Linked DNA regions of Homo sapiens: region 2 is linked to region 1. The links are chromatin loops, found by intact Hi-C in ENCODE. Cell type or tissue: K562. All regions are shown on one strand. Links, peaks and the distances in the headings refer to the core of each region. The heading gives the core; the rest is flanking DNA. Region 1 overlaps LOC124901765 (a long non-coding RNA gene). Region 2 has its middle 220 kb from the start of CNTNAP2.

What was found. A loop is a pair of places that touch in the nucleus more often than their neighbours do. Peaks named below come from ENCODE experiments on the same cell type or tissue, not always from the same donor. Only the 100,000 strongest peaks of a DNase experiment are listed, where the experiment ranks them.
Region 2: it touches region 1 in a loop (5-fold over the local background); 1 of 110 quality-filtered maps calls a loop at or near these places.

The regions. Positions count from the first base shown.
Region 1 is chr7:145,780,503-145,796,576 of GRCh38, forward strand. LOC124901765 (a long non-coding RNA gene) reads right to left here. Exons shown (of 3, transcript XR_007060575.1): 2 at 4,002-4,079; 3 at 1,151-1,296. Among named protein-coding and RNA genes, the nearest start is that of CNTNAP2, 330 kb to the right of the region's middle. In K562, for the core only: no CTCF peak of the experiment used is centred there; a DNase peak (open chromatin) is centred at 4,474; H3K4me3 peaks cover 4,957 bases.
Region 2 is chr7:145,885,539-145,901,612 of GRCh38, forward strand. No RefSeq gene overlaps it. Among named protein-coding and RNA genes, the nearest start is that of CNTNAP2, 220 kb to the right of the region's middle. In K562, for the core only: no CTCF peak of the experiment used is centred there; a DNase peak (open chromatin) is centred at 8,583.

The DNA.
Region 1 (16,074 bases), core at 3,868-8,867:
ATGAGTTAATTATAGTTTTAAGGTTGAATAATTCACTTGTATAGTTTGGTGATTTTTTTAAATAAAAAACAGATAGTGAAGAGAAAAATTAAAAGTGATATATCACATATCATTTTTCATATAGTCTTTTTGAGCATATTTATTTTCATCTAGTTGAGCTCATGCCTCAAATTTTATTATTAAAAACAATTTATGGCTGCATAAATGTCTTCTTTTGAGAAGTGTCTGTTCATGTCCTTTGCCCACTTTTTGATGGGGTTGTTTGTTTTTTTCTTGTAAATTTGTTTGAGTTCATTGTAGATTCTCGATATTAGCCCTTTGTCAGATGAGTAGGTTGCTAAAATTTTCTCCCATTTTGTAGGTTGCCTGTTCACTCTGATGGTAGTTTCTTTTGCTGTGCAGAAGCTCTTTAGTTTAATTAGATCCCATTTGTCAATTTTGGCTTTTGTTGCCATTGCTTTTGGTGTTTCAGACATGAAGTCCTTGCCCATGCCTATGTCCTGAATGGTAATGCCTAGGTTTTCTTCTAGGGTTTTTATGGTTTTAGGTCTAACATTTAAGTCATGAATCCATCTTGAATTAATTTTTGTATAAGATGTAAGGAAGGGATCCAGTTTCAGCTTTCTACATATGGCTAGCCAGTTTTCCCAGCACCATTTATTAAATAGGGAATGCTTTCCCCGTTGCTTATTTTCTCAGGTTTGTCAAAGATCAGATAGTTGTAGATCTGTGGCATTATTTCTGAGGGCTCTGTTCTGTTCCATTGATCTATATCTCTGTTTTGGTACCAGTACCATGCTGTTTTGGTTACTGTAGCCTTGTAGTATAGTTTGAAGTCAGGTAGTGTGATGCCTCCAGCTTTGTTCTTTTGGCTTAGGATTGACTTGGCAATGGGGGCTCTTTTTTGGTTCCATATGAACTTTAAAGTAGTTTTTTCCAATTCTGTGAAGAAAGTCATTGGTAGCTTGATGGGGATGGCATTCAATCTATAAATTACCTTGGGCTTAATTTTTCAGCAAGGCTCTATGGCATTCATGCTTGTACAAGAGGCAGATACACGTGGATTATTCATTTCACTCTGTTTCCATAAGTTGCATCATCTAGCATCAGCATCATAACTAGCTCTGTGTACCTAGTGTGTGCTCGGCATTGATGTATGAATGACTAGCATAATCTCCCTGTTGCTTATATAATTCTAGTGAATAATAATGCAGTTTTCTATAATGTTTAAATATTGGCTTGTTTCTTAATACTTTTTTATTATTTTCTGATCACCAATAAAAATATCACCAATTCCTGAAAAATAAATAAAATAAAAATAAATAAAAACAATTTATGCCAATTTGGGTCTCAGAAATATATGAGGTTAAATAAGAACTTCGTTAGTTTTATGTTTTTTTCACTTACTACCATACTCCAAACATTTTAATATAGTAAAATGATTGTTAATAAACAGTGCATGTTATTCTATCAACTGAATACAGAATAATTTATTTAGTATTTTGTTATTATTAAACATTTTATCTGTTTTATTCTCTACCATAAAAATAATACTGTCATAACACTTTTTGTGCATATTTATTCACAACTTCAGTAAAATTATAGAATACATTCTCAGCAGCAAAATTGCTTGCTCAAATTTTAAATATACTTAGAATTTTTTAAGTATATTGCTTAAGATTTATTCAGAAATGTACTATTTGACCTTGAGTATAGAAAAATATATATCTTACTAATATGGCAGGTGAAAGGTGGAGGTTACACTTGGCTTCCTTTGGGTTTTTAGTTTGTGAGGTTAAACATGAAAATCATGTTAATCAGCCATTTATTTGTTAGTCATTTTTGTAAATTTTTTGTTCTTGTTTTACCAGCTGTAATGCTATTTTATCTCTCTCCATTATGATCAATATTTCTTCATCTGACTACATAAATTATGGAAAAGGAAAAGGGATTGTATACTAAAATAAATCCTATATGTTAATCTCTGTAACCTACATGCTCCTTTATAGTATGCACTTTTTGTGTTCAGATAATGTCTGTGAGCTACTTTCATGTTATTGCTTGTATTTGAAGCTTATTTTTTTATTGTTGAGTAGCCCATAGCATGTACATATCATACTTTTTCATTATTGGTGGCCATAATATCAATGTTATAAAAATAAATAGAAGTAATGAAAATTTGGAATGCATTGCCACAATTGTGATGTCTATAAACAGATAGTTATTTTTAGTTCTATAATTATATAATTCTATAACTTGATTGCATTCTTGAGTCTTCATTTGTGTATGCAGTCAGCACAAAATTTTCAACTCAGGTACAGAGAATTTTGTGCTTTTAAATTTGCTATTGAGTAAATCATCAATTTAAAATTTTTAGATAGATCCAAATTTTACCTGAAGCACATCAAGGATATTTTCTTCTCTCTTACATCATCATGAATAAAAGTGCATTTTAACTTCATAGCTTTGCATCTGTAATAAAGGCCAATAGTCCTTGTCTGGTCTATAGTTTCCCTTGTATTTGTTTACCGTGATGATTTACAAAGATGATTGGACTCATAGTCTGTTTTCTCAGCATAGATAAAACCAAGCATTAGTTCTAGCATGGGATAATGGATGCATGTTTAAAATATTTTAGAAAAGGCCAGGCGTGGTGGCTCATGCCTGTAATCTCAGCACTTTGGGAGGCCAAGGCAGGCAGATCACAAAGTCAGGAGTTCGAGACCAGCCTGGCCAAAATGGTGAAACCCCGTCTCTACTAAAAATACAAAAATTAGCTGGGCGTGGTAGTGCACACCTGTAGTCCCAGCTATTCAAGAGGCTGAGGCAGGAGAATTGTTTGAACCTGGGAGGCGGAGATGCAGTGAGCCCAGATCGTACCACTGCACTCCAGCCTGGGTGACAGAGGGAGACTCTGACCCCCCAACCCCCCAGAAAAAAAATGAAAAAGTTTTAGAAAATATTGATATTAAATATGCAAATGTAATAATTTTACTGGTTTGACAAATGCGTGAACCTTATAAACCACCACTTATTTCAGATATACAGTATTTGACCAACCCAGAGAATATTTTCATGCCTCTTGCCAGTAATTTCCTTGAAAAGAAACTGCTTTTCTGATTTTTTCTAAATCATAGGTAATTTTTTCCTATTTTATATCTTCATAAGTGTGAATTATTCATTATATATTCTTGTCTGAATTCTTTGTCTAGGACATCGTCCATGAAGTGCTTTCACGTCATTGAAAGAATCTGTCATCTATTTCTCATTGTTGCTGAGTACTCATCTGTAGTGTGAATATTCCACAGTTTGCTCCCCTGGATGGACACTGGGTCATTTCCAGCTTGGGTTAAGAATAAAGTCAGCTGGGTGCGGTGGCTCACACCTGTAATCCCAGCACTTTGGGAGGCTGAGGCAGGCAGATCACCCGCAGTCAGGAGTTCGAGACCAGCCTGGCCAACGCAGTGAAACCCCGTCTCTACTAAAAATACAAAAATTAGCCGGGCGTGGTGATGGGCGCCTGTAGCCTCAGCTACTGGGGAGGCTGAGGCAGAAGAATCGTTCGAACCCGGGAGGCTGAGGTTGCAGTGACCTGAGATCATGCCATTGCACTCCAGCCTTGGTGACAGAGTGAGACTCCATCTCAAAAAAAAAAAAAAAAAAAAGTCTGTATGAACTTTTTTACATAAGTCTAGTATGTGTTGCTATGGCTTGAATTCTCCTATAATTCACATGGGGAAGAACTGATCCTCAGTATCTCGGGATGTGACTGTATTTGAAGATAATGTCTTTAATCAAGTAAGGTTAAATTGTTACAGGTAGTTAGGCGTGAGCGGGCAGGAGAGGGCTCTCCCCGCCACCCACTAGAAGTCTTGAGTGATGGTTCAGTAATTGTTGCATTGCCTCTCTAAAAGTGATACATTGGCAGCCGGTGCTAGGGAGAGGCCATTCAGTGATGGTCCACACCTGTTAACGTTAAAAACTGTTAATTAGAGGCAGACCTCATGGAGAAGAAATTTCCTGGGCGTGCACATTAACAGACAAAAATAGCGGAGTGTGATCTTCGGCGTATCCTCTACCTGAAAAAGGAAGAAAGCCTCAGATAAGCATGCGTACAATTTACTGAACACACTACATGAGCTCACTTCCCAAGGGTAAGAAGGGCTCTGGCCGGGCGCGGTGGCTCATGCCTGTAATCCCAGCACTTTGTGAGGCCGAGGCGGGCGGATCACGAGGTCAGGAGATAGAGACCATCCTGGTTAACACGGTGAAACCCCGTCTCTACTAAAAAAAAAACACACACAAAAAAATTAGCCGGGTGTGTTGGCGGGCGCCTGTAGTCCCAGCTACGCCGGAGGCTGAGGCAGGAGAATGGCGTGAGCCCGGGAGGCGGAGCTTGCAGTGAGCCCCGAGATCACGCCACTGCAAGAATCCAATCAAGGGAAAGAGGCTATAAAGGTCATAGCATCACGGTTAAACGGGGCTTTTTACCTTCTTTAATCTTCATGAGCCCTCTTGGATCTCTTCTAAGTGAACTTTCCTTTCTTTCCTGTTCTAAGGCCTTTTAAGTAAACTTCCACTCCTGCTCTAAAATGTGCCTAGGTCTCTTGTTCTGCTTTATGCCCCTCAGTCTAGTTGTTTCTTCTGAGGAGGCAAGATTTAAAGTTGCGGCCGACCTGTGCGGATTTGCTACTGGTAACTCCTGGTAACTCCGGTCTCTTCCACCACTAACAAAATGAGGTCCTTGAGGTGGGCTCTAATTCAGTATGACCGGTATCCTTACAAAGAGGAGATGAGGACCTAGGCACACTCAGAGGAAAGATCGCTTGAAGACACAAGGAGAAGATGACACTGTACAAGCTAAGGAAAGAGGCCTCAGAAGAAACCAACCCTGCTGACACCTGGGTCCTGGACTTCTATCCCACAGAACTGTGAGTAAATACACTTCTGTTATTTAGACCATGCAGTCTGTGATACATTGTTATGGCAGCTTTACCAAACTAATACATGTGAATATACATATATGTTTTAATTTATCTATGAGGAAATATGTAGGAGTGGAAATTGTTGAATTGTATATTGCTGTACTTGCAATTATTCAAGAAATGGCCACAATTTTTTTCCAAAGGGTTTAAACACTTTTGAAATTCAAGCAGCAATATATGAGCCCTCCAATTATTCCACATCTTCTGTAATATTTAATATTGTTTGTTTTAACTATAGCCATTTCGCTGTGTGTGTCATTGTATTTCACTGGGACTTTAATTTATATTTTCGTATGACAAATGATGTTTAGAACTTTTCTATGCACATCCATATATCTTCATTTGGAAGGTGTTTCTTTCAGTGTGCTTCCCACTCTCTATTGGCTTGCTTTCTCTTTTATTATTGAGTTGTAATATTTCTTTATAAAATCTGTATAACATTTCTATCAGATATGAACTTTACCATTTTTTTTTTTTCAATTTTGTTGCTTGAGTATTCACTTTCTGAGTGAAAGGGAATGGGAGAAGAAGGCATTAGCCCAGTCTATAATGGCACACCAGCCTCCTGGGCCTGTAGCGTTTTTGTATGGTTCTCATCACATCAGACATAAGCATAGCAATTGGAGGGACCACCTTGGTTAGTTCTTCACATCCCATTGTTAAACTCTAGGAATTGTCTGCCTTATATACTGGTCAGATCAAAATGCTGAACAAGAATAGTGGGAATCCAGACTCTTACCTCAGCCGTTTTCTTAAAGCGGTAATCTTTTGCTGCCTTTGGGAATACTATACTGCTTAGTCTTTACTAGCAAGGAAGGTTCATGCAACTCCAAAATTTCCCATTTAACAGGGACAATTAAAACTGGATAAGAGTGGGCTTAGCAGATAACCCCTAAGGAAAGAAAACCGCAGTACACTCTTTTCACGCATATCAGCTATTTCAAATATGCATTTAGGTAAAGGCTAATTAATCCCTGAAAAAATCTCTCCAGTCACATTTTGTGGTTTGTACCTTTACAATGCATTTGTTCCAAGTCTATCTCTGAACCCATCAAGTTCCATGTTAGTACCTTTCAGCACTTTTCCCATCTTTTGTAGGGTTTGCTGTCCACTGAACCCCAGCATCTTACAATTTTGAGAAGTTTCACATATCACCTCTTGGTCATTTCATCCAAATCATTGAGCATTTCCTATATATGATTAGTGATGGCACTAATACATAATTAGGAATGATACTAATTTCTGTAGTTCTGCAGGAATGAAATTGTGTTTCTGGTTTCTGACATTGCTAAAGTGGGGAAATTCCAGGGGTTTCTACTTCATCATTTCCACCATATTGGCCATTTCTCCATGGGTCAGAGAGTCAATGTGGATATTCTGAAAATTGCCGAATATTCCAATTAATATAACTTCAATGATACATTCAGGAAATGAGGAAATAACCACAGAGTGAGTCCCTACCTGGCCCCACGTGAGTTGAATTTTGACTCAGACTCCGTCTATCACCTGACACCAAAAGTACACACTTTGCCTAGTGAACCACACTGGCATTTTTGACATTCAGGAATTAGTGTCAGTTCAGAGCCAGCATCTACTAATCTTTGAAAGGTCTTGATATCTTTCTTCCCATTGCGCATTCACTCTAGTAAATGGGCCCTAGTTCCTTAAAGGAAGATTCATGATCTATGCTGTGGCAAGGCTGTCAGGTCTTTCTTTGTATGGACCTGGCTTCCCTTTTAAATTTTAATAAACTGCTTTTGAAGTTTTAAATTTACAGAAAAATTACACTTTAGAATTCTCATATACCTCGCACAATTTCCCCTATTAACATCTTAACTGATCTGGTTAACTTGTTATAGCTAATAAGCCAATATGGAAACATTATTATTAACTAGAGTTTGGAGTTCAAATTTCCTTCTTTTTTAGTTTTGGCATTTTTTTTTTTTTTTTTTTGAGATGGAGTCTCACTCTGTCACCCAGGCTGGAGTGCAGTGGTGTGATGTTGGCTCACTGCAACCTCCGTCTTTAGGGTTCAAGCAATTCTCCTACCTCTGCCTACTGAACAGCTGGGATTTCAGGCATGTGCCACCACACCTGACTAATTTTTGTATTTTTAGTAGAGATGGGGTTTCACCATGTTGGCCAGATTGGTCTTAAACTCCTGACCTTCAGTTATCCACCAGCCTCAGCCTACGAAAGTGCTGGTATTACAGGCATGAGCCACAGTGCACACTCAAATTTCCTTAGTTTTATCCCCAATATCTTTTTTCTGTTCCACTATCACATCCAAGATACCACAGTACATTTAATTGTCATGTGTCTTTAACTTAGTTTCTTAGATTTCCTTGTATTTTATGACACCAGCAATTTAAGGCAGTACTGGTTAGGGGTATTATAGAATGCCACTGTGTTGCCTCTGTTGATTTTTGTTTTTGTTTTTATTTTTTGATGTTTTTTCATGACTAGACTGACAATATGGGAGGAAGTTCACAGAAATAAAGTGCCATTTCACCACTCATACCTAGGGTACATACGTCAAGATAATTTAACAATAGTGTCCTTTATCACTGGACTGAGGTGCTTTTATCAAGCTTCAGTGCAAAGTGTCCCTTTTTTTCTTATTCTACTCAGTATACTTTGGAAAAAAGTAACTATATATAGTGTACACACACACACACACACAAATATTCACTTTTTATGCTGTGAAGTTCCAAAGCATCTGACAAATGTATAATGTCATGTATTCACTGTTAAAACAACGTACAGAACCATTTTACCACCTGAAACCCCCTGTGGTTAACCCGTTCATTTCTTCTCAATCCCCAAAACTCTTTGGTAACCACTGATCTTTTTCTTTTCTCGACAGTTTTGCCTTTTCCAGAATGTCATTTAATTGCAGTCGTGTGCTATGTAGCCTTTCAGACTTCTTTTGCTTAGCAGTGTACCTTTTTCATGGTTTCATAGTTGATTTCTTGTTACTGCTTTTTAATTTTCTTACAATTTTCTAGCAATGGCTTGGAACTGCCATGTTTTTTTCTAAGTTGGTAGAAGAGATGTAATTTTTTATATCGTATTCTTCAATTAGTTGCATTATTTCCAGGGCCTTGTGCCTTCATCTTTCTTGGCTCCCTGGTTTGTTTTGCTTTTTTTACTTTATATTTGAGAATTATTTGGGGGTAGATGCCTAGCAGTGGAATTAGTGAGTCATAAGTTGAATACAGCTTTAACTTCATTGAATATTGTCAAATTGTTCTCTAAATTGTCATTCCACGATACATTTCTACGAATAGCACTTAAGAATTCCCACTACTCATCCACACCTGGTATTATTAGATGTTTAAATATTTGCCTATTTAAAAGGTTTGAAATAATCCCTTGTTATTTTAATTTGATTGGCACCTTAGTGAATCTATGCATTATGTTTAAATGTACATATTCACATTTGAGTAATATTGAGTCTTCCTACCTGTGAATATGAAATATCACATTGTTTTGATAGTTTAAATTATTTCATCAGTGTTTTACAGTTTTCTACAAATAGATTTGTACATACTTTTTAGATTTACACCTAAGGTTTTCATGGTTTCCTGTGTGTGCATGTGTGTGTGTGCGTGAGTGTGTGCTGTCAATGGTGTTGAATGGATGAGGTATTCTATAAGTATCAATTAGATCAAGCAGATTGATGGTGATATTTCCTTCAGCTATATCTTTTTTTTTTTTTTTTTTGAGACGGAGTCTCACTCTGTCACCCAGGCTAGAGTGTAGTGGCATGATCTCAGCTCACCGCAACCTCCACTTCTGGGTTCAAGCGATTCTCCTGCCTCAGCCCCCTGAGTAGCTGGGATTACAGGCACCCACCACTACACCTGGTTAATTTTTGTATTTTTAGTAGAGACAAGGTCTCACCATGTTGGCCAGGCTGGTCTCAAACTTTTGACCTCAGGTGATCCACCCGCCTCAGCCTCCCAAAGTGCTGGGATTACAGACGTGAGCCACCGCCCCTGGCCTTCAGCTATATCTTCACTTATTTTCTTATTGCATGATCTGTCCATTAACAATACAGTTGAGTTGAAGTTGCCAACTCTAATAGGGAATTTAAATATTTATCTTCCCAGATATATTCACTTATCCCTCACATTATTGACATGCCATTGTTTTATGAATACATGTTAGGGATTGTTATGTCTCATGGAAAATTGACCTCCTTATTGTTATGTGATATACCTCTTTACTTTTAGTAATTTTCCTTGTTTTAAAACCTTTTTTGTCTAAAATGGTAATATGGCTATTTCACCATTTTTTCAATTATATTAGCATGGTATATCATTTTTGCCCCTTTGTTTGCAACATTTCTTTGTATTTATGGATTTCTTATAGCCAACATAGAGTGGGTTTTGCATCTTACTTTTTGAAATGCACTCTGTCACTGTCTTTTAATTGGTGTATTTGTACCATTCACATATAAAGAGATCATTGATATATACTGTATTAATATCCTTCATGTTTGTAACTGTTTCAGATTAATTTCACTTGTTATTTGTTTTGAATCTCCCACTCTTTTTTCTGACTTTTCTGGTTTTAATTGAGCACTTCCTATAATTCTCTCTCCTTTCTTAGCATAACAGTTATATTTTATTTTTGGCTAGTAGTTACCCGGAGTTTGCAATATATATTTACAACTAATTTAAGTCCAATTTCAAATAGCACTATACTGCTCCCCATGCAGTATACCTTTTAAGAGTATTCCCAAGTCCTCTCTTTAGTTCCTTATAACATGACTGTCACATCCAGTACATTATTATTATTATTAACTTAAAGAAAATGTTAGCCTTTATTTAAACCAAAAATAAGGAAAATAAAATATTTTATTTTACCTTTATTCCTTCTCTTATGCCCTTTCATTTTAGGTAGATTAGAATTCTGACCTATATCATTTTCAATTTCTCCAAAGAATTATTTTAATTTTTCTTATGGAACATGTCTGCTGGTAACTTTTGTCCTTAATTTTTCTTTGTGTGAAGATGTCTTGATTCTTCTGATTTTGAAGGATAATTTTGCTAGACATAGATTTCTAGCTTAGTGTTTTGTTTATATTTCAATGCTTTAAATAGTTTTTTCTTTTTACATGGTTTCTGATGTGAAGTCTAATGAAATTCTTATCCTTATTCCTCGATTGATAAAGTGTGTATTTTTTTTTTCTGTCTTCTTTCAAGATTATCTCACTGTCTTTGGCTTTCTATAGTTTAAATATGGCATAACTCTCTGCAGAATTCCTGATGTTTATCCTGTTTCTATGAGTTTAACCTGTTTCTCTGCGCTCCTGGTTCAGTGGTTTGGTGTCTTCGTTTAATTTTAGAAAATTCTCAGTCACGACTACTTCAAATATTTATTCTGTTCCTTTCTCTTTTGTTTCTCCTTCTGATATTCCCATTACACACAATTATACCTTTAGTAATTGTCCCACTGTTCTGGCATATTCTTTTCTTTTTTTAAAATAAAATTTTCATATTAGTTTAGGAAGTTTTAATTGAGTTATGTTGAACTTCAGATTCTTTTCTTGGCCATATCCAGTTTACTGATGAGCCTATCAAATAATTTATTCATTTCTTTTCCAGTGCTTTTGATTTCCAGCATTGCTTTGATTCTTTTTTAGAGTTTCATGTCTGTGATTACATTACACATCTGTTCTTGCATGATGTTCATCTGCATGTTTCTATTAGAGCCCTTAACATATTAATCACAGTTATTTATATTCCATGGCTGATAATTCCATTCTGTGTCATATCAGATTCTGGGTCTGATGATTGCTTTTTCTCTTTAGGCTGTGTTTTTTTCCTGCCTTTTAACATTTCTTGTACTTTTCTGTTGAAAACCACACAAGATATATAAGGTAATTGGAAGTGATGTAAATAGGCCTTTAGTATGAAGCTTTTTGTTATCCGGCTAGAAACAGATATGTGTTTAACATTTGCTGTAGTTTTCGGTGCCAGAAAAAGTGTCTTTCCTCAATAGTCCTTGTTTATTTCTCCTCTCTTCCTTTATGGTTCCCTAAATAACTCCTTCTTAAATGGAATGTGAGCTGGCAGCTCTTTAAGTTGTCACCCACTGTCCTGGCCGTGGACCCCTGTAGATGTGGTGGTAATTTGTGGAGGAGAGGAAGTGTTCCATAATTTTATGATTACGTTTAAGTTCTTTAGTGGGCTGAGCTCCTGGACTGTAACCTTCAGAATTCATTCTTATCCTTTATTTGTTTCCTGTTATCTAATTCAGGATGCTGAGATGGATGGGAGCTGCCTAATCACAGTTTCCCCAGGTAGGAAAAGGCTCTGGTACAGTTCATTCCCTTGGAGGTTAGGTCTTTGTTATGGAAAACGTGCTGGACACATTTTGAAATGGTGACTGTGTCTCTCATCCTGCCAGAAACACAAGAGTATTTTTCTCAGATCGTTACAATGAGAATCTGGTTGGGGATCCTGGAAGTAATGTCTATGCATGTGTCAGGACCCTGCTAAGACTAGGCTCCCAGGAGTCTTTCAGTCTCAAGCTGGTCTACATTCAACCTCCAGTAAAACTGCCACTTAAGTGTTTTTGCTAGCTTTGCCTCTGGAAGCTTTAGCTTCGAGTAAGGTGGTCTCAGCTGTAACTCTCTGTATTTGCCTGTTTCTTCAGATTCAGGGGTATTAGTGTGTCCAGTGACATCAGTGCTCTGATAAATCTAAGAAAAATTGGTTTTCATTTGACCAGTTTTTTCTAGTTGTAAGGAAAACCAGATTTCTAAGCTCTTATTATAGGATAGCTAAAATTAGAAGTCCTGGACAGATTCTTTTAAAACCTGAGAAAAACAAGCAATGGGGAAAGGATTCCCTATTTAATAAATGGTGCTGGGAAAACTGGCTAGCCATATGTAGAAAGCTGAAACTGGATCCCTTCCTTACACCTTATACAAAAATCAATTCAAGATGGATTCAAGACTTAAACGTTAGACCTAAAACCATAAAAACCCTAGAAGAAAACCTAGGCATGACCATTCAGGACATAGGCATGGGCAAGGACTTCATGTCTAAAACACCAAAAGCAATGGCAACAAAAGCCAAAATTGACAAATGGGATCTAATTAAACTAAAGAGCTTCTGCACAGCAAAAGAAACTACCATCAGAGTGAACAGGCAACCCACAAAATGGGAAAAATTTTTTGCAGCCTACTCATCTGACAAAGGGCTAATATCCAGAATCTACAATGAACTCAAACAAATTTATAAGAAAAAAACAAACAACCCCATCAAAAAGTGGGCAAAGGACATGAACAGACACTTCTCAAAAGAAGACATTTATGCAGCCAAAAAACTCATGAAAAAATGCTCACCATCACTGGCCATCAGAGAAATGTAAATCAAAACCACGACGAGATATCATCTCACACCAGTTAGAATGGCAATCATTAAGAAGTCAGGAAACAACAGGTGCTGGAGAGGATGTGGAGAAATAGGAACACTTTTACACTGTTGGTGGGACTGTAAACTAGTTCAACCATTGTGGAAGTCAGTGTGGCGATTCCTCAGGGATCTAGAACTAGAAATACCATTTGACCCAGCCATCCCATTACTGGGTATATACCCAAAGGACTATAAATCATGCTGCTATAAAGACACATGCACATGTATGTTTATTGCAGCACTATTCACAATAGCAAAGACTTGGAACCAACCCAAATGTCCATCAATGATAGACTGGTTAAGAAAATGTGGCACATATACACCATGGAATACTATGCAGCCATAAAAATGATGAGTTCATGTCCTTTGTAGGGACATGGATGAAATTGGAAATCATCATTCTCAGTAAACTATCGTAAGAACAAAAAACCAAACACCGCATGTTCTCACTCATAGGTGGGAATTGAACAATGAGAACACATGGACACAGGAAGGGGAACATCACACTCTGGGGACTGTTGTGGGGTGGGGTGAGGGGGGAGGGATAGCATTGGGAGATATACCTAATGCTAGATGACGAGTTAGTGGGTGCAGTGCACCAGCATGTCACATGTATACATATGTAACTAACCTGCACATTGTGCACATGTACCCTAAAACTTAAAGTATAATTAAAAAAAAAAAAGAATGAAATAACTCCCTTGCTTCCATTTTAATCAAAGGCTCTAAGTCTATTAAGTGACTCAGGTCTGAAAAGTGGGTTAGACAGTATAGTTCTCTATTATGAAAACTTATGTTGGGACTTGACTACTACATTTAGTCTTCCCTCCCGTTCCACCACTTACATAGATCAGGCACTATTGCGGCATGATAATCATCCTTTTCCTTCCTGAGGACAATATGAACAGTTAGCCTGCTCCAGAGATCCCCAAAGTCCCGGATATTCTGATTACTAGTATGACCCTCATGCTATTTATGGTAAGTGATCCCCTCTTGTGGTTAAGTGGCTGTCATTTGGCTTCTGTGACCTCAAGATCCAGTCATCCCATTGAAATCAAGGAACCCATCTCAGTTGTAGCATCTTCCACAGTCATACCTGACTCACAAATCAGAACAACCACTGGGTTTTTAAGTAATGTCCATGCTTCCGTCACTAATATGTATCTCATCAGTTTACTGGAGGGAGTATTTTCTTGGCCTTCTTTTGAGATGTGATTGAGGTTGATGTGTAAGTTGCAGAAACTAAATACATTCCAACCTTTCTATCTCCTGAAGACTTATGATCATTTCCTCCAAATCCAATTTCTGTCAGGAAAAGTCTTTAGTACCAACCACATTAAATGTAGGCCACCTTTAAATATAAGTTTCAGTTAACCAAGCAGGTATTTGCTGGAGCTACTTAAAGCTGCATGAGCTAACAGACTAAATTCAGAATCTTTAGTAAGTGCACATTCTAATTGTTTAATTCTAATCTCCTTGGTCTAACACCCTTGGAATCCACCCTCATACCTGTTCTCAAGGTGTCTGTTGACATATATTTGCAAAATCTTGAAATATTTTGTGTGTAAGCTATTTCCTCTTGGATCATAGTGTGTACCTGGCCTCCAGGATCATGCTGATATTTGATTTTAGCTATGAGTCTGGTGCAAAGAGGAGGTGATAGTGGTGAGTTTGAGAAAAATAAGTATCCCTCTACAAAACATATGCCCTGATGAGGTTATCAATGAGTTTTCAGGAAAGTAAGACCAGTCTCCTTAGACACAGATGACCTGCTACTTCCACTGTCAAGAGAGGCTCAGAGTGACTGAGTCTCAGTTTCAGTGGAGTCCTGTTAAAGCTTTTATTTCAGTTTTCAAGGTCTCATTCCTTTCCAATCAAAACTCTAAATTTCATATGAGAAACTGGACAATATTATAAGTTAAATCAACATTCTAATTCTGTAACCACCACAATTAATTTTATGTTTGATAATTAATAATCTTGGCTCTATGGCTGTAGGAAATGAGAGATTAGCCAGGCACGACTAATTAGCTCACACCAGTAATCCCAATACATTGGGATGCCAAGGCAGGTGGATTGCTTGAGCTCAGAAGAGACCATCCTGGGCAACATAGTGAGAACGTATCTCTACATAAAACACACAAAAAGTTAGCTGACCATGGTGGTGCAAGCCTGTGGTCCCAGCTGCTCAGGAAGCTGAGGTGGGAGGATCACTTGAGCCCAGGATATCAAGGCTATAGTGAGCCATTTTCATGCCACTGCACTCCAGCCTGGGTGACAAAGCAATACCCTGTCTCAACAAAAAAGGAAAGAAAAGAAAGATGGAGGGAGAGAGGGAGGGAGGGAAGGAAGGAAAGAAAGACAAGAGAAAGAGAAAGAAAGGAAGGAAGGAGAAAAGAAGGAGAGGGGAAGAAAAAAAGAAAAGAAGGAAGAAAAAGAGGAAAGAAAGAAAGAAATAGGAAGGAAGGAGAAAAAGAGGGGGAAGAAAAAGAAGAAAGAAAAAAGGAAAAGAAAGAAAGAAGAAAAGAAAGAAAAAAAGAAAAGAGGAGAGGAAGGGAGGGAGGGAGGGAGGGAAGGAAGGAAGGAAAGGAAGGAAGGAAGGAAGGATTACTGCAGTCCTACCGTGGAAGATATCTGGTTCTTAGATCACGATTCAAACTTACAGTTTAATAATCTGAACTGCCAGCAACTAACTTTAATTGTCATATTACTATCATAAACCACAGATAATAACTTGATTAATTATGATGGCAGTGTACACCATAGATTATTACTATCCCATTTTCTATAAGCAAGATGTTCGGCAGGAATGTATCAAAACCAATTCAAAAATTCCATAACTGAGGGACAGTGTTCTAGGTCCACTGTTGGCATGAATTCTGTATCAAAGTTCTTTTAACAGGCTGAAACCATACTGGTTATACAGGCCAGCAGAGATTTGCTAAAATGTAACTTTTCTCAGTTAAGTATTCTCTTTCTTTCTTTCTTTTTTCTTTCTTTTTTTTTTTTTTTTTTTTAAAGAGACAGGGTCTCACTCTGTCACCCATGCTGCAGTGCAGTGGTGTGAATGCAGCTCACTGCAGCCTTGAATTCCTGAGCTCAAGCAATCCTCCCACCTCAGCCTCCCAATTAGCTAGTACTTCAGGCACACACCACCACGCCTGGCTGATTTTTAAAAAACAAACTATTTGTAGAGATGAGATCTTGCTATGTTGCTTAAACTGATCTCAAACTTCTGGGCTCAAGTGATCCTTCCACTTCAGCCTCCCAAAGCAGTGAGATTACTGGGATGAGCCACCACGCCTGGCCATATTCTCTTAACACACTGTTTATAATTTCAACCTTTTGCACATGTCCAGACATCTTTTGATTTATTTCTGTTCAAAATTCTTACTGCCATTTATTAAAGTATATATTATTAGGTGTCACAGGTATTTATTATGCAAAAAATATAAGCTCCACAGTGTCAGAGATGTTGGCCTCCTTTCCTTACTGAATTGTCCCATCTCCAGTAACTGTGACTAGGACTTGGCAGGTCTCAATAAACATTTGTCAAATAAATCTAAGGAACTCTATTCCAAACGAATAAAGAGTGACTCCTAAAGAAGGACAAGCTTGGGTTTCCTTCTCAGGATTAGGACAAATTATATTCCCAG
Region 2 (16,074 bases), core at 6,367-11,366, 110 kb after region 1:
CTGTTTTTTTCCTTTTGTTTGTTTCTGGATTTTTGTTTTGTTTTGTGTGGTTGGTTTTGCCTTATTTGATATTATATAGAAGACACAGAGAAAGTCAGGCTTGTCTCATCCATCTGTTTTAATTGGGTATTTTGAGTATCAGCCCTAGCCCAGATGAAACACTTTATTGGACTTTCTAGTTAAATGCTTTCTATCTCAGCCCTAGCACAGATAAAAAATTGTATTGCATTTTCTAGTTAAATACTTTCCATGTAAAGTGGATTTTTTATTCATTTGCATGTATATTCTTTCATCTTTGAAGAATAAACATATATGAGTTTTATCACTTCTTTTTCAAAGAAGAAAGGATTTATGTTTGGTAATATGTAAGATATGAGAAACATCAAGACTCAAAGATAAACTTTGCTCTCAGATGTCCGGTCACTAATTGTGCTACCCATCTCTGCACTTGAATTTCCTTTTCTGTTAGGTGAGAATAATGAACCCTGCTGTTGTGGATTTTTTTAATAGTAGGGTGCTATTACATTCTGGAATTAATCAAGGAGTTACTTAATAAAATATATTCCAGTGTATTATAAGCACCTTTAGATTTAAAAAGTGAACTTTTTAGTTGAGACTAAGGGATTTTGATCTCATACCGTGACAAGAAGATCTTGCCCATTTCTTTCATATAAAGTGGTTGAAAGAATTTAATATTCATCTCACCCTTAAATGACTTTGATGCCTGATTTTCAGCAAGCCTTTGAATTTCTCTGTTTTCAAAAATATTGCTTCCAGGGGGCAGATTGCCATGGTTTTCTCAAATTAACTTCCAGGCATGCTTATGTAAAGGGAAACTTGGTTAGTAAAATGGACAGGGTTTATTTGTCAGGGGAAATGACTCCAGAAGAAATGTAGACACAAAAGTGCCACTGTACGGAAATTGAAGAGCTGAGCTCTTACTCTCAGCTTTAACAATAAAATGCTTTGTGACACTCAGAAACCTCTTTTGACTTTCTGAGACCTCAATTTCTTTAAATCTTGAAACATAACAATAGACTACATTTGTAATTCCCAAAGACAGTTGAACAGAATCATCTTGAGGTTTTATCTTTTAAGTTAAGATTCCTAGATTCCTCCCCACAATTCATGACTCTGGCCACCCTACCTGGGAAATTTCCTTGTTCCAATGATTGCCTTACAAAACAGCAACAGTCAAGGTGCAATTGAAATAGGAGAGTTCCCTGGTCCCCCTCCCAGGATGTGCAACAGTAGTGTAGCTTGGCCCCACTGCTGCTTATAGCAGTGGGAGCATGCAGACAGGCAGGTGCAGTAGCCGGGTCCAGTGCTTCTGGGCTCTGGCCCCATGGTAGCATCTAGGGTTGCCTGTGACTCCTGAAGCCCAAGTAGGCACGAGTTACAGTGCTCTCTTTTAGATTCGCCATCTGTGGGTGGTTTAAGTGCTAAACAGCTCAGTGGGCCCTCTGCCTTTTTGCAAGGGCAGAGGGCCAGTGTGACAGCTTTCTTTATCCCCAGCTCTTGTCTGGCATCCAGGAAAAATCAGGTCATGCACAGACTTAAAGGATGGTGAATACAGAGGTTTTATTGAGTGGTGGAGGTGGCTTTCAGCGGGATGGATGGTGAGCTAGAAAGGGGATGGAGTGGGAAGATGATCTTCCCTTGGAGTTTGGCCATCCAGCAGCTGATCTTCTCTTCAACCCTCCCCAGCCAAACTCCTCTGGATGTTCGGATGTTCCTTCTCCTCTCTCCTTCTCTGCTGCACTTCTGCTTTTCTGTTCATCTTCCCATCTGCTCATGGAGCCTGGGGTTTGGGGTTTATATGGGTACAGGATGGGGGAGGAGTGGTAGGCCAAAAGGCAACATTTGGGCAAGAAGACAGGAATTCCTGTTCCCATTTAGAGCTGTGGGTTTCCAGGCTTGGGGTGGGGCTTTTGCTGGGGAACCACCCTCTTCTACCCAGAATTTCTGTCTCCTGTCCATACCACAATTGGTTTGGTGCCACAAAAAAAAAAAGTGAGTTCATAATATTTGATGTCAAAAATATGAACTGTGTTTAAGTTAAAAATACTGTATACAGGCTGAGCGCAGGGGCTCAGACCTGTAATCTCAGCAGTTTGGGAGGCCGAGGTGGGTGGATCACAAGGTCAGAAGAACGAGACCATCCTGGCTAACACGGTGAAATCCCGTCTCTACTAAAAATACAAAAAATTAGCCGGGCGTGGTGGCATGCACCTGTAGTCCCAGCTGCTGGGGAGGCTGAGGCAGGAGAATCACTTGAACCCGGGAGGCGGAGGTTTCAGTGAGCTGAGACCGCACCACTGCACTCCAGCCTGGGCAACAGAGAGAGACTCTCTCTCTCAAAAAAAAAAAAAATACTGTATACAAATAATAAATACTACATATTGAGATAAAAATGAGATTAAGAAAGTTGCAACATTAATCTAGGTAGATACAATAGATGAAAAAATACATTGTGATGAGCAGATCCTGGAAATCTGTAATTTTTATCTGTTCCAGATGGTTCTGAAGATTAGTGATGAAAAGAAATGACTGGGCTCTTTCAGCTCAAATATTTTATTTCATGTAAGGCTCTGATTGCTATCACTGATCTGTGGTTTCCTTCTATAATAGAGATGGATATTAAATAACTGACTACTCTTAAAATGAAATCATCTTTTATTTGATAGTCATATATGGTGGTCATCCTGGATTTCAAAAACCGCCTTAACAAACACACAGGAAGGAGGGCTATCTCAAGCAGTCTAATACCCATTGCTCTTTACTAGGTGGAGCATGTCCTCGTGAACTCACAGTTCTCTTTGTACTAGAGGGAGCCTGTATAGACATGCTGTCAGATCAAGCCTCTATGTTTCAAGCTAGTAGACAGATAAACTTTGTGTTTAATCCCTCAGTAGAAAGTGCAGTATTCAAGGTTTTATGAGGTGTTCTATTATATCTTTCACCTGAATTTATTTAGCATGTATTGATTATTATTTGTTTAGAACTACACACAAAAAACAAAATCATAATCCATTTGTTCCTAAAGCTGAAAAAAAGGAGATATAACAAAAGAAAAAAAGACTGTATATCATTATGAGAAAAAAATGAGTAAAATAAGCTATACAGATTTTTGAAGAAGGAAGAAATCAGTGGTGGTTAGAACAATCTAGAAAGTCTGTATGATGATAGGAGATATGCTCTGAGTGAGTAGAATTTGGTTATGCTGGAGGCGAAAAACAAAATACAGATGTTGACCTTAAACAAGTACAGGCCAGTCTTTTAATCATTGACATCCAAACCCCTGCAAAAAGTTCACCAGGTTCATTACACACCAAAGCATCTTTATTCCATTCCATACATTCCAGATGTTGTATTTTAATTTTGTCCCTCAATTTTCTATAAGTTATATAGAATCTATATAATATTTTATATATATATATATGTAAGTCATTTTCTTTCGACATAAATTCTTTGATAAAATATTGTTTGGGTTTGGGATTTTTGTTTTGTTTTGTTTTGCTTCTATGAGCACTTTTAGAGTCTAATGAAGTTTCACACGCTTATTTTCCTAATAACTCTCTGTAATCATAATTCCCTCTTTAAAAATATGGAAATGTATATAACAAGTTATTTTTACTTTTTTCCTTGGCCTGCCCTAAAGTTCAGTCACGTTGGCATTATTAGAACAGAGCAATTTCTCCATGGGCACTGTTCCTTCTAGTTTTTATCTTCATTTCAAAATAGCGGAATCTGTTTTATTATAAGTTTGAAAGTATGAGTTTTAGGTAATTGCATATTCTCCTTAAAGATCTACAATTTTCATTCTTTCTCTCAGAACATCTGCTTGTCAAGAGGATTTTTTAAATTCCATTAATTCTACCTAGATTAATGTTTCAAATGCTGTAATGTCAGTTTGTCTTAATATATAATATTATTATTTGTATACATAATTTCACTTACACATAATCTGTACTTCTGGCATTAGATAAATGTTATGAATTCATACTTCTCTGTATTACCAAACCAGTTATTCTTTGAGTGTGTCCATAACGTAAGGTTATCAGTGGCACATGGAAATGTCTCAGATAGGGTTGCCAGATAAAATACTGGATGTGCACATAAATCTTAATTTTACATAAAAAATTAATGAAATTTTGTGAATTATGCAGATATGAGTCATACTTAAAATATATTGGTTATTTTTAATTCAAATTTAATTGAATCTTCTCTCTTTATATTTGCCACACTTGGTGACCCAACCGATAAATCATTTCATCAGGCTTCTCCAAAGTTACCTGTTTTGTGTTTTTCTTCCTTTACTTTTCCATCACTTTCCTCCTTTTTCTCCTTTGCTTAGTCAACACAGACTTTTGTACATACACTCCTGCTTCTAGTTTCTCAAAAGCCATTCTCATCTGGCATATGTATGTATATATGTCTGAAACTTTTCATACCATTCCCTTATTGTCTGCTCTTAAATCTTCCATTGCTTTCTATTTCTCTTGTGATAAAGTCCAAATTTCTCACCTTCACTTTCAGGCTCCTTCTTTACTGATTGCATGTTCCTCTTCAGTTTCATTCTCAATAAGTCTCAAAATTAATGTCACACTCCAAATGCCTTGAGAATTAACCATGTATATTGTATATTTTCATCACTTTTCCCAGGTTTCTTCTGTGTCTGCAATATCTTCTCTCTTCTCATCTGATTAGCCTGTCAACCTCTGGTACAAATCTTATCTCTTGGATGCTTTCCTATACTTTTTAATATCTTTTGCAGTTACCCTCCTACTGAACTTATCTGTAACAATTACTTAAACACATGATTATAATTTGTACTTTTTTTTTTTGAAACGGAGTCTCACTCTGTAGCGAGGCTAGAGGGCAGTGGTGCGATCTCGGCTCACTGGAACCTCCGCCTCCCAGGTTTAAGCGATTCTCCTGCCTCAGCCTCTTGAGTAGCTGGGACCACAGGTGTGTGCCACCACATCCAGCTAATTTTTGTATTTTTAGTAGAGACGGGGTTTCACCATGTTGGCCAGGATGATCTCAATCTCTTGACCTTGTTATCCACCTGCCTTGGCCTCCCAAAGTGCTGGGATTACAGGCGTGAAACACCACGCCTTGTACTTTATTTTTAAACAATGTTACATTCTTTTTGTCTCCGTCATTAAAATACTATTGTTGTTGTTGTTTTTAAGATCAAAGACTATGCCACACCTTTTTTTGAGTGCTGGTCAAACAGCGGGTGTCTTAATATGGTTTGGCTGCTATAACAAAATACAGTTGACCAGATGACTTAATCTGTTTTTTTACAGTTCTGGGGGCTTTGAAGTCCAGGATTTGGTTCCTAATAAAAACCATTTTCCTGGTTTGCAAAGGGCCATCTTCTTGCTGTATTCTCACTTGACAGAGAGAGAGAGAGAGGTCATCTCTTTTGTTTCTCTTCTTATAAGGGTACTAATCTCATTCATGAGGGCTTGACTTTCATGACTTAATTACCTCCCAACCCTCCTCCCTCAATGCCATTACCTTGAGGATTAGGGTTCCAAAGTATAAATTTTGAGAGGACACATTTTGTCCACAGCAGCAGGCATTCAATAAGCATGTCTTCAACTGAATGGAAGATGATAAGGACCTCTTACTCTAAAGTGCATTGATTTCCATTGAGAAGGAAATGATTGAAGTAGTTTGGGGAAATATGGACCCAATCATACATCTGCTTTGAATATTTGCTGTGCTGGATGAAGTTTCAATTTGTTAACAATCTTAGGGGAGTTTAAGAGGGAAACCAAGTCATTATGCTTTCATCATGTAGCTTGTACGGAAAAGAACCTATGATGCTCTGAGAGATAGCATTTTTGCTGAGTTCATTTAAGTACTTAGATATCTAAAGGCATATTCTCCTTTTCATGATTGCTCATCTTTGTACCATGTCAAGTTTGAATATCTTGGATATGTTTTATCATGGCCATTGAAATAAGTCATTGCATTATATTTGGCACCAGATCAGTAGATGACAAAGTTTATACTTGATTGAAGGCATGACATTAGGAAAGTGGACATTTCAGGAATCATTCTGAACTTAGTATGATGACAAATAATAAGACACAGACACCTTTGATCTACTGACGGGGCCCAGACATGGCCTGGTATCGTTGGCTAGTACTATATCTCTAGAGTTTATATAAATCAATTTACAGGAACATTATTTATTTTTTTCTCTAAGACTATTTGCTAGAATGAGGTCAGAAAGAAAGATTAATATGACACCTAATACTGCAGCAAGAAGAAAACCATTTTACAATTAGGGTCAAATCTTAAAGAGGCAGGTGTTTTTGCTTTGCCAGAAAATATTGAATTTACAACTTCTCATTAATAATCCTGATCGATCCTATTTAAGAGACCCAGCAGCAGTGCAGCAAAGTGACACAAGAAGAGGCCTTGAGTGTTTGAAGTCCTGGGTTGACAGTTCCCTTCAGAAACTTCAGTTTTGTCATCTGAGAATTAGAAAATGCCATGGAGTTGTATAGGAATTAAAACTGAAAGTAGGTGAGTAGTGGTGTTTCTCTAATAGGAGCTCCTTAATGAGCGGGTGTGTCTGACTCCACACCTTCCCTTGCCTAAGGAACCAAAGTTTAGGTCTATGTAGGAACTTGTACAGTACTTTTATATTTTAATGTTCTTTCAAGTGTTTTGCTCATGTTCTTTTTTAAAAAATCTGCATATATAGGCAGAGCTTATATTATTCTCCCTATATTTTTTCAGAAAAAGCAACTGAGTCATAGAATAATTGTGTGATACCATGGAAAGATGACTAAATGGGAATCAGGGAAGTTTGATGAAATTTCCAACTTAGCCACTAACTATGCTATGACCTTGAGCACTCTAGTACTCTTATATTTAAAGTAAAAATGTTGAACTAGAAGTTCACTGTGTTTTCACATAACTCTGAAAGCCTGTAATGCAGCTTAGTCAGAGGCAAAATTATAAACAGAATTTGGGTTTTTCTGGATGTTAAGTGGTATAGCTTTTCTTGCTTGATCATATTGCTTCTTTTGCAGTTATTTGCAGCATTGATCTTTACATGAAGAAATCTAAATTTCTTTGCCCTTTAAAATCCAATTTAATTTAAAATTTAAATATATGTGTCTTAGAGTAAATGTTGCTCAACCACCAATGATTTGTTGTAACTGCATGGGGGACACACATAAATCAAAAATGCATTTAGAGCCCTGTCCAAATTATAAATTCAATAACTTGGTTCAAATTATAAATCAAATGACTAGTGTGCAACTGTCAATCAATCAAAATAGATTAATAACCTCAACTGAAGTGATTTGATGAACTATAGACGTTATGGAAACTGCAAGATTTCAGCTCTAATTTGAAGTGCTTTTTACAGTGTTGGCAGAATGCTTCTACCCACTGGAAAATAGGAATAGGGAAATTTATAGAACACATTCCACGGGCTTTACTCTGGCAGTTTTTTTGGTCTCACAACTGCCCTCTTCAGAATGTAGTCTTATCGCCATTATCATCTTACAGATGAGGGACTGAAGATCAGAGAGGTGAAGTAGCTTGCCTCATGTCACATGCTGATAGAATACAGAACAGGGGTCAAACCACCTGGGGAGTCTTTCTCCAGATACTGATCTTATAACAGCTACATTAGACTGTTTCTTATACAGTTCCCAGCAGAGAAGGGTGACTCGTCAATAAAATTTCATAGTTAAATTATCTTCAGTTGCAAACCACATCTAATGGTTGTAGAATATAAAGATTCTGAGAAATCTAAGGCATGTCGTTTTCACCTTTTTTTTTAAATAATAAAAAGGCGCCTTGAATGATTCTTCCTTAAATGAATTATTTTAGCTTATCAGGGCTTTTCATTCCACTTGTGTGTTTTTCGTCACTTAATAAAACTACAAGCTTGCTAAAGTTAGCAGAATTAGAAGCTTTGATTTTTTGTTTAATTTTTATAATGAGCTGCCTGAACCACTTATCCTCTACCTGCAGCTTCTTCCTTCTATAGATGCAAGAAATGCCTGGCCATGCTATGGGATTTTGTGAGGGTTATAAACAAAGGATTTCATGCCAATAACTCGGTTTTGTTTCCCATAGATAACATACGAGGTTTTAGTAATTGGATTTTATAAATTCATTTCAGATGGGTACCTACTGCAAGATAGCTTCTGTGCTAGCTATCTTCACAGGCATTATCTGATCTAAGTTTGAAAACAACACTGAGGAGGTGGTTCTTATTAGCATCAAGACTTCTTAAGTCATGAGCTCTATGGAGTTTCTTGGGAAATGTAATGAACACGAATGGCCTGTCTTACAAAAATTTAGATGACTCTATTGACCTGATATTCCAACTTCTGAGAGTAGAAAAGGTAGAACCTCAAACTCTTACTTCCCAAAGGAAGTATGGTTTCACAAAAACTTACAAAAGTTAAGCCTCTCCACATTGCAGTAACTTTCAGCATTCTCCGTAATTCTCCGGCCTGTCAGGATTCTAAGGATCCTAATAACCGCAAGAGGATAGGCTGTGTGCACTGGAGAGATAAGAGAATGAGCTTGAAGCTTTTGCCTCACACAGTACCCCCTACATTACATTTAGCAGTATGAGTGCTTTTATCGTTGTTTGATAGTAGTAGTAGCAGCAGCTGCAGGAACAGCAGCATCAGCAGTAGTACTACTAAATCCTTGGGATATGTATTTCTAGCCAATAAGCCATGAACCCTTCAAGGTAGCCTGCACCCCTGAGCTCAGGCTCATCTGCAGCCAACACTAACCACAGGCAAAATCAAGTAGCTACTGCTTGACAAATAGAGGAAGTTTATCCCTGGTACAACAAGAGACCATGAAACATGATGAAAGTAAAGAGAATATTGGTTATTATTAATAGTAAAGATTCATAGATGCCTTTACCTGTGGAAGACCTTCCCCAACTCCCTACTGAAGGTCATTACTGTTCTTAATTTAATGCTAATAATTTCCTTGATTTTAAAAGTTTTTTTTAGTTTTTTTGTTTGTTTGTTTTAATTGTGGCAAATTGAAAATAGCATTAAATTTACCATCTAAACTATTTTTAAGTATACAATTCAGTAATGTTATGGACATTCAGATTGTTGTGCAACCAAACTCCAAAACTCTTCTTGTCATGCAAAGCAAATTCTTTACGCAGTTTCCCCTCTCCTCAGCCCCTGGTAACTACCATTTAATTTTTTGTTTTTTATAAATTTGATTACTCTAACACCTCATATAAATAGAATTATACAGTATTTTTGTTTTTAAGACTGGCTTATTTCACTTAGTATAGGATTTTCAAGGTTTATATCCATGTTATACTACAGATCAAAATGTTCTTCCTTTTTAAAGCTGAATCATATTCTATTTCATGAATATACCCGATTTTGTTTACCCATTCATCTATCAATGAAAACTTGGGTTGCTTCTACATTTTGGCTATTATGAATAATGTCTCTGTGAACATAGGTAATAGATAATACCTTCCTTGAATTTATTTTTAATTTTATTGTGAACAAAAATATTTCTATACAGTGTATGATTTACTTTAACTTGTTATTGCAGAAAATTATATTCCGAGTTGCATCCATGCTTGCCAAGAAAACCTTATTTTCGTTGTTAACTCGAATTGCATTATATAATGCCATCTATTCTACTGATGATGCACATTGGATTATTTCATTTATTTTCTTGCTAATATGAACATGCTAATTTGAAAATTCTTCTACTGCATCCTAATGTGTCTTCAACAGACTTGCTACTCAACAGTGACTAAAGTATTAGAAACATCAGCATCACTTGCTACTCAACAGTGACTAAAATATTAGAAACATCAGCATCACTTTGAGTTTATTTAAAATTCAGAATACCAGGCCTCATCTGACCTCCAAATCAGAATATTTAATTTGTCAAGAACCCAGTGGAATTTGTAGGCATATTAAGGTTTGAGAAACGCTTCTGTAGAGCTGTCCTATCCTATGAGGTAGCCACTAGAAATGTATTCTATTGAGCTCTGAAATTGTGGCTATTCTGTATTGCAGTACGCTGTAAGTATAAATTACATAATAGATTTCAATGACAATATAAAAATGTAAATTATCTCAATTTTTACATAGCATATCAATATGGTAATCTTTTATAAATATTGGGTTAAAGTGTTTAATTAAATTAATTTTATCAGTTTATTTTTCCTTTCATAATATTATTGCCAGAAAATTTTTAATTATATATAAGGCTTAGGTTAAAATTCTGTAATACAGAGCTGCTCACAAATAGCAGGGGTATTCCTGTGCTATAACTTAGGAATATCTTTTATCTAGTCTGGCTCCACTCAACATAATTTGAACTTCATTATTATTTTATTTAGTAATGTGTTTAGAGTTTCCACGTTTTCCATTTTATCGCTTACCATATGATTTTTAAAAATTTTGTGGCTACATAGTAGGTATATATATTCATGAGGTATATGAGATGTTTTGATACAAGCATGCAAAGTGAAATAAGCACATCATGGCGAATGGGATATGCATCCCCTGAAGCATTTATCCTTTGAGGTACAAACAACCCAATTACCACTCTAAGTTATTTAAAAATGTACAATTAAGTTATTATTGACTATACACACCCATATGTGCTATTAAATAGTAGGTCTTATTCATTCTTTATAACTATTTTTTTGTACCCATTAACCATCTTCACCTCCACACCCAGCTCCACTATCCTTCCTAGCTTCTGGTAACCATCCTTCTGCTCTCTATGTTCATTAGTTCAATTGTTTTGATGTTTAGATCCCACAAATAAGGGAAGCATGTGTGTTGTTTTCTATGCCTGTCTTATTTCACTTATTTCACAACAACATCATAATCCAGTTCTATCCTTGAAAATGACTGAATCTCTCTTTTTTATGACTCAGTAGTACTCCATTGTACATATGTCCCACATTTTCTTTATCCATTTATCTGTTGATGGGCACTTACTTTGCTTCCAAATCTTAGCTATTGTAAACAGTGCTGCAACAAACATAGACATGCAGATATCTCTTTAACATATGCATTTCCTTTATTTGGGGTATATACCCAGCAATGGGATTACTGGATCATATGGTAGCTCTGTTTTTAGTTTTTTGAGGACCCTCCAAACTTTTCTCCACAGTGGTTGGACTAATTTACATTCCTACCAACCACGTACAAAGGTTCTCTTTTCTCCACATTATCACTAGCATTTGTTATTGCCTGTCTTTTGGATATAGGTCATTTTTACTAAGGTGAGATGATATCTCCTGGTAGTTTTGATTTGCACTTCTCTGATGATAAATGATGATGAGCACCATTTCATGTGTCTGTTTGCCATTTGTATGTCTTCTTTTGAGAAATGGCTATGCAGACTTTTGCCCATTTTTTGATCAGATTATTAGATTTTTATCCTAGAGGTTTGTTTGAGCTCCTTACATATTTCTGTTTATTACTTCTTGTCAAGTGGGTAGTTTGCAAATATTTTCTCCCATTCTGTGGATTATCTCTTTGCTTTGTTGATTGTATCCTTTGCTGTGCAGAAGCTTTTTAATTTGATGTGATCCCATTTTTCCAGTTTTGCTTTGGTTGCCTGGGCTTGTGGAGTGCTGTTCAAGAAATTTTTGACCACACCAATGTCCTGGAGATTTCCTCAGTGTTTTCTTGTAGTGCTTTCATAATTTGAGGTCTTAGATTTATTCATTACTTCAGAATCCGTTTTGATTTGATTTTTGTATATGGTGACAGACAGGGGTCTAGCTTCATTCTTCTTCATATGGATATGCAGTTTTCCTAGCACTGCTTATTGAAGAGACTATGTTTTCTCCAGTGTGTGTTCTTGCCACCTTTGTTAAAAGTTCACTGTAGATGTGGATTTGTTTTTGGGTTCTCTATTCTGTTCAATTGGTCTATGTGTCTCTTTTTATGCCACCACCATGCTGTTTTGGTTACTATAGCTCTGTAGTGTAATTTGAAGTCAGATAATTTGATTAATCCAGTTTTGTTCTTTTTGCTTGGGATAGGTTTGGCTATTCTGGGTCTTTTGTGGTTTCATGTAAATTGTAGGGATTTTTTTCTGTTTCTCTGAAGAATGTCATTGATATTTACACAGTGATTATATTGAATCTGTAGATTGTTTTGGGTAGTATGAACATTTTAACAATATTGATTCCTCCATCCCATTAGCATGGAATATCCTTCCTTGTATGTGTGTGTGTATGTGTTTATGTGTGTGTCCTCTACAGTTTCTTTCATCAGTGTTTTGTAGTTTTCATTATAGGGATCTCTCACTTATTTGGTTAATTCCCAGGTATTTAATTTTATCAGTGGCTATTGTAAATGGGTTTACCTTTTATTTCCTTTTCAGATTGTTCACTGTTGGCATATGGAAGTGCTACTGATTTTTGTATGCTGATCTTGTATCCTGAAAATTTACTGAATTTTTAAATCAGTTCTAATCGTTTATTAGTGGAGTCTTTAGGCTTTTCCAAATATTAAATTATATCATCTGCATACAGGGGTAATTTGACTTCTTCCTTTCCAATTTGGATATCCTTTATATTTTCTCTTGTGTGCTTTATCTTGTGTGCTTGCTAAAACTTCCAGTATGTTGAATAGCACTGGTGACAGTGGGCATCCTTTTCATGTTCCAGATCTCAGAAGAAAGTCTTTCATCTTTTCCCCATTAGGTATTATACAAGCTGTGGGTTCATCATATATGGTTTTTATTGTGTTGAGGTGTGTTTCTTCTATCCCCAGTTTTTTCAGGGTTTTTATCATGATGGAATGTTGAATTTCATCAAATACTTTTTCAGCATCAATTGAAATAATCTTATGCTTTTTATCTTTCATTCTGTTGATATGATGTATCACATTAATTGATTTGAAAATGGTGTACCACATTAATTGATTTGCATATGTTAGGCTATCCTTGCATCCCAGGGATAAATCCCACTTGTCCATAATGAATGATCTCTCTAATGTATTGTTGAATTCTATTTGCTAGTATTTTGTGAGGATTTTTGCATCTACCTTCAACAGAGTTTTTGGCCTATAGTTTTATTTATTTATTTAATTACTTATTTTTTTTTTGACATGTCTTTGGTTTAGGTGTCAGGTTAATACTGGCCTTGTAGAATGAGTTTGGAAGTATACCCTACTCCTCTATTTTTCTTTTAATAGCTTCAGTAGGATTGATATTAGTTCTTCTTTTATGTTTGGTATAACTCAGCAGTGAAGCCATCAGGTCTTAGGATTTTCTTTACTGGGAGATATTTTATTACGGCTTCTATCTCATTTCTTGTTATTGGTTTGTTCAGGCTTTGGATTTCTTCCTGGTTCAATCTTGGTAGGTTGTATGTGGCTAGGACTTTTTCCATTTCTTCTAGATTATCCAATTTATTGGCATATACTGGCTCTTGTTAGCTGCTAATGAGCCTTTAAATATCTGTAGTATCAGCGGTAATGTCTTCTTTATTATTTCTAATTTTATTCATTTGGATCTTCTCTCCTTTTTTTTTTTTAGTCTTGCTAATGGATTGTCAATTTTGTTTAACTTTTCAAAAAGACAACTTTTTATTTCATCAATCTTTTGTATCTTTTTATTTCATTTTTCTGTTCTGATTTTATTTTATTTTTTCTAGTAACTGTGGGTACAGTTTGCATTTGCTCTTATAGTTCTTTAAGATTCATTATTAGATTGTTCATTAGAAGTTTTTCCTCTTACTTGATGTAGGCACTTTTAGCAATAAAATTCCCTCTTAGTGCTGCTTTTGTTGTATTCCATAGGATTTGGTATCTTGTATTTCCAATATGATATGTTTCAAAGAATTTTTCAATTTCCTTATCAGTTTCTTCGGGGACTGACTGGTCATTCAGAAGCATATTGTTGAATTTCCATGCTTTTGTATAATTTCCAAAATTCCTCTTGTTAAATTTCTGTTTTTATTTCATTGTGATCAGAGAAGATGCTTGATATTTCAATTTTTTGAATGTTTTAAGACTTGTTTTGTGATCTAAATTATAGTCTATCCTTGAGAATAATCCATGTGCTAAGGATAGGAGAATAATGTTTATTCTGCATCCAATTGATGAAATGGTCTGTAAGTACTTATTAGATTCATTTGGTCTATAGTGCAGATTAAGTCTGATTTTTTTTGTTGATCTTCTATCTGGAAAATTTGTCCAATGCTGTAAATGGGTCATGAAGTCTCCAATTGTTATTGCATTGGGGCCTATCTCTCTCTTACGCTCTAATGATATTTACTTTATATATCTGGATACTTCAGTGTTCAGTGCAGATATATTTAAAATTGTTATATCCTCTCACTGAATTGACCCCTTTACCTTTATATAGTAACATTTTTTCTCTCCTTATAGTTTTTGTCTTGAAATCTATTTCGTCTAATATAAGTATAGCTACTCCTGCTTTTTTTCAGTTTCCATTCACATGGAATATCTTTTTTCATTTAAAAAAAATTTCACTGTGTGAGTCTTTACAGATTAAGTGTGTTTCTTGTAAGCACCGGATCAATGGGTCTTGTTTTTTCATCCATTTATCTAGTCTAAGTCTTTTGATTGGAGAGTTTAGTTCATTTACATTCAATGTTATTATTGATAAGTAAGAACTTCTGCTATTTTGTTATTTGTTTTATGGTTTTCTCTTTCTTCTTTCCTTCCTGTATTTTTCTATGAAGTTAATTTTTTCCAGTGATATGATTAAGTTTCTTGCTTTTTATTTTTGTGCATCCATTGTATGTTTTTTGGTTTGAGGTTATAATGAGGCTTGCAAATACTATCTTATAACCCATTATTTTAACCTGACAACAACTTAACACTATTTGCATAAACAGGAAAACAAATAAGGAAAAGGAAACGTAATAAAAACTCTACATCTTAACTTTGTCCACCCACTTTTTAACTTTTTGTTGTTTCTATTTTTATCTTATTGTACTATGTCTTAAAAAGTTGTTGTAGTTATTGTTTTTGATCGGTTCGTAGTTTAGTATTTCTACTTATGATAAGGGTAGTTTACATACCACAGTTACAATGATATTATATTCTGTATTTTTCTGTGTACTTACTATGTACCTTCAGGTGATTATTTATTGCTCATTAATGTTCTTTTCTTTCTGATTGAAACACTCCCTTTAGCATTTCTTTAGGAAAGGTCTGGTATTGATGAACTACCTCAACTTTTGTTTGTCTCACAAAGTCTTTATTTCACCTTTATGTTTGGTGGATATTTTTGCCAGATGTACTCTTCTAGGGTAAAAGTTTTTTCTTTCAGCGTTTTATATATGTCATGCCACTCTCTGCTGCATTGTAAGTTTCCCAGTGAAAAGTCTGCTTCCAGGCATATTGATGCTCCATTTTATGTTATTTGTTTCTTTTCTCTTACTGCTTGTAGGATCTTTCCTTATCCTTAACCTTTGAGAGTATGAATATTAAATGCCTCCAGGCAATTTTCTTTGGGTGAAATCTGTGTTCTATTCCCTTCTTGTACTTGAATATTAATATCTTTCCCTAGGTTTGGGAAGTTTTGAATAAACTGTCTACCCATATTTCCTTCTCAACTTCCTGATTAAGGCCAATAACTCTTAGATTTGCAATTTTGAGGCTATTTCCTAGATCCTGTAGGCATGCTTCATTATTTTGTATTCCTTTGTCTTTTGTCTCCTCTGACTGTGTTTTCAAATAGCCTGTCTCTAAGCTGACTAATTCTTCTGCTTGGTCAGTTCTGCTATTAAAGGACTCTGATGCATTCTCCAGGACACCAATTTCATTTTTCAGCTCCAGAATTTCTGCTTGATTCTTTTAAATTATATCAATCTCTTTGTTAAATTTATCTGACAAAGTTCTGAATTTCTTCTTTGTGTTTTCTTAAAATTTTTGTGCTTTTCTAACACAGCTATATTAAATTCTCTGTCAAAAGGTCTTATAATATCTGTTTCTCCAGGATTGGTCCCTGATGTTTTATTTAGTTTATTTGATGAGGTCATATTTTCCTGGATGGTGTTGATGTTAGTAGATCTTT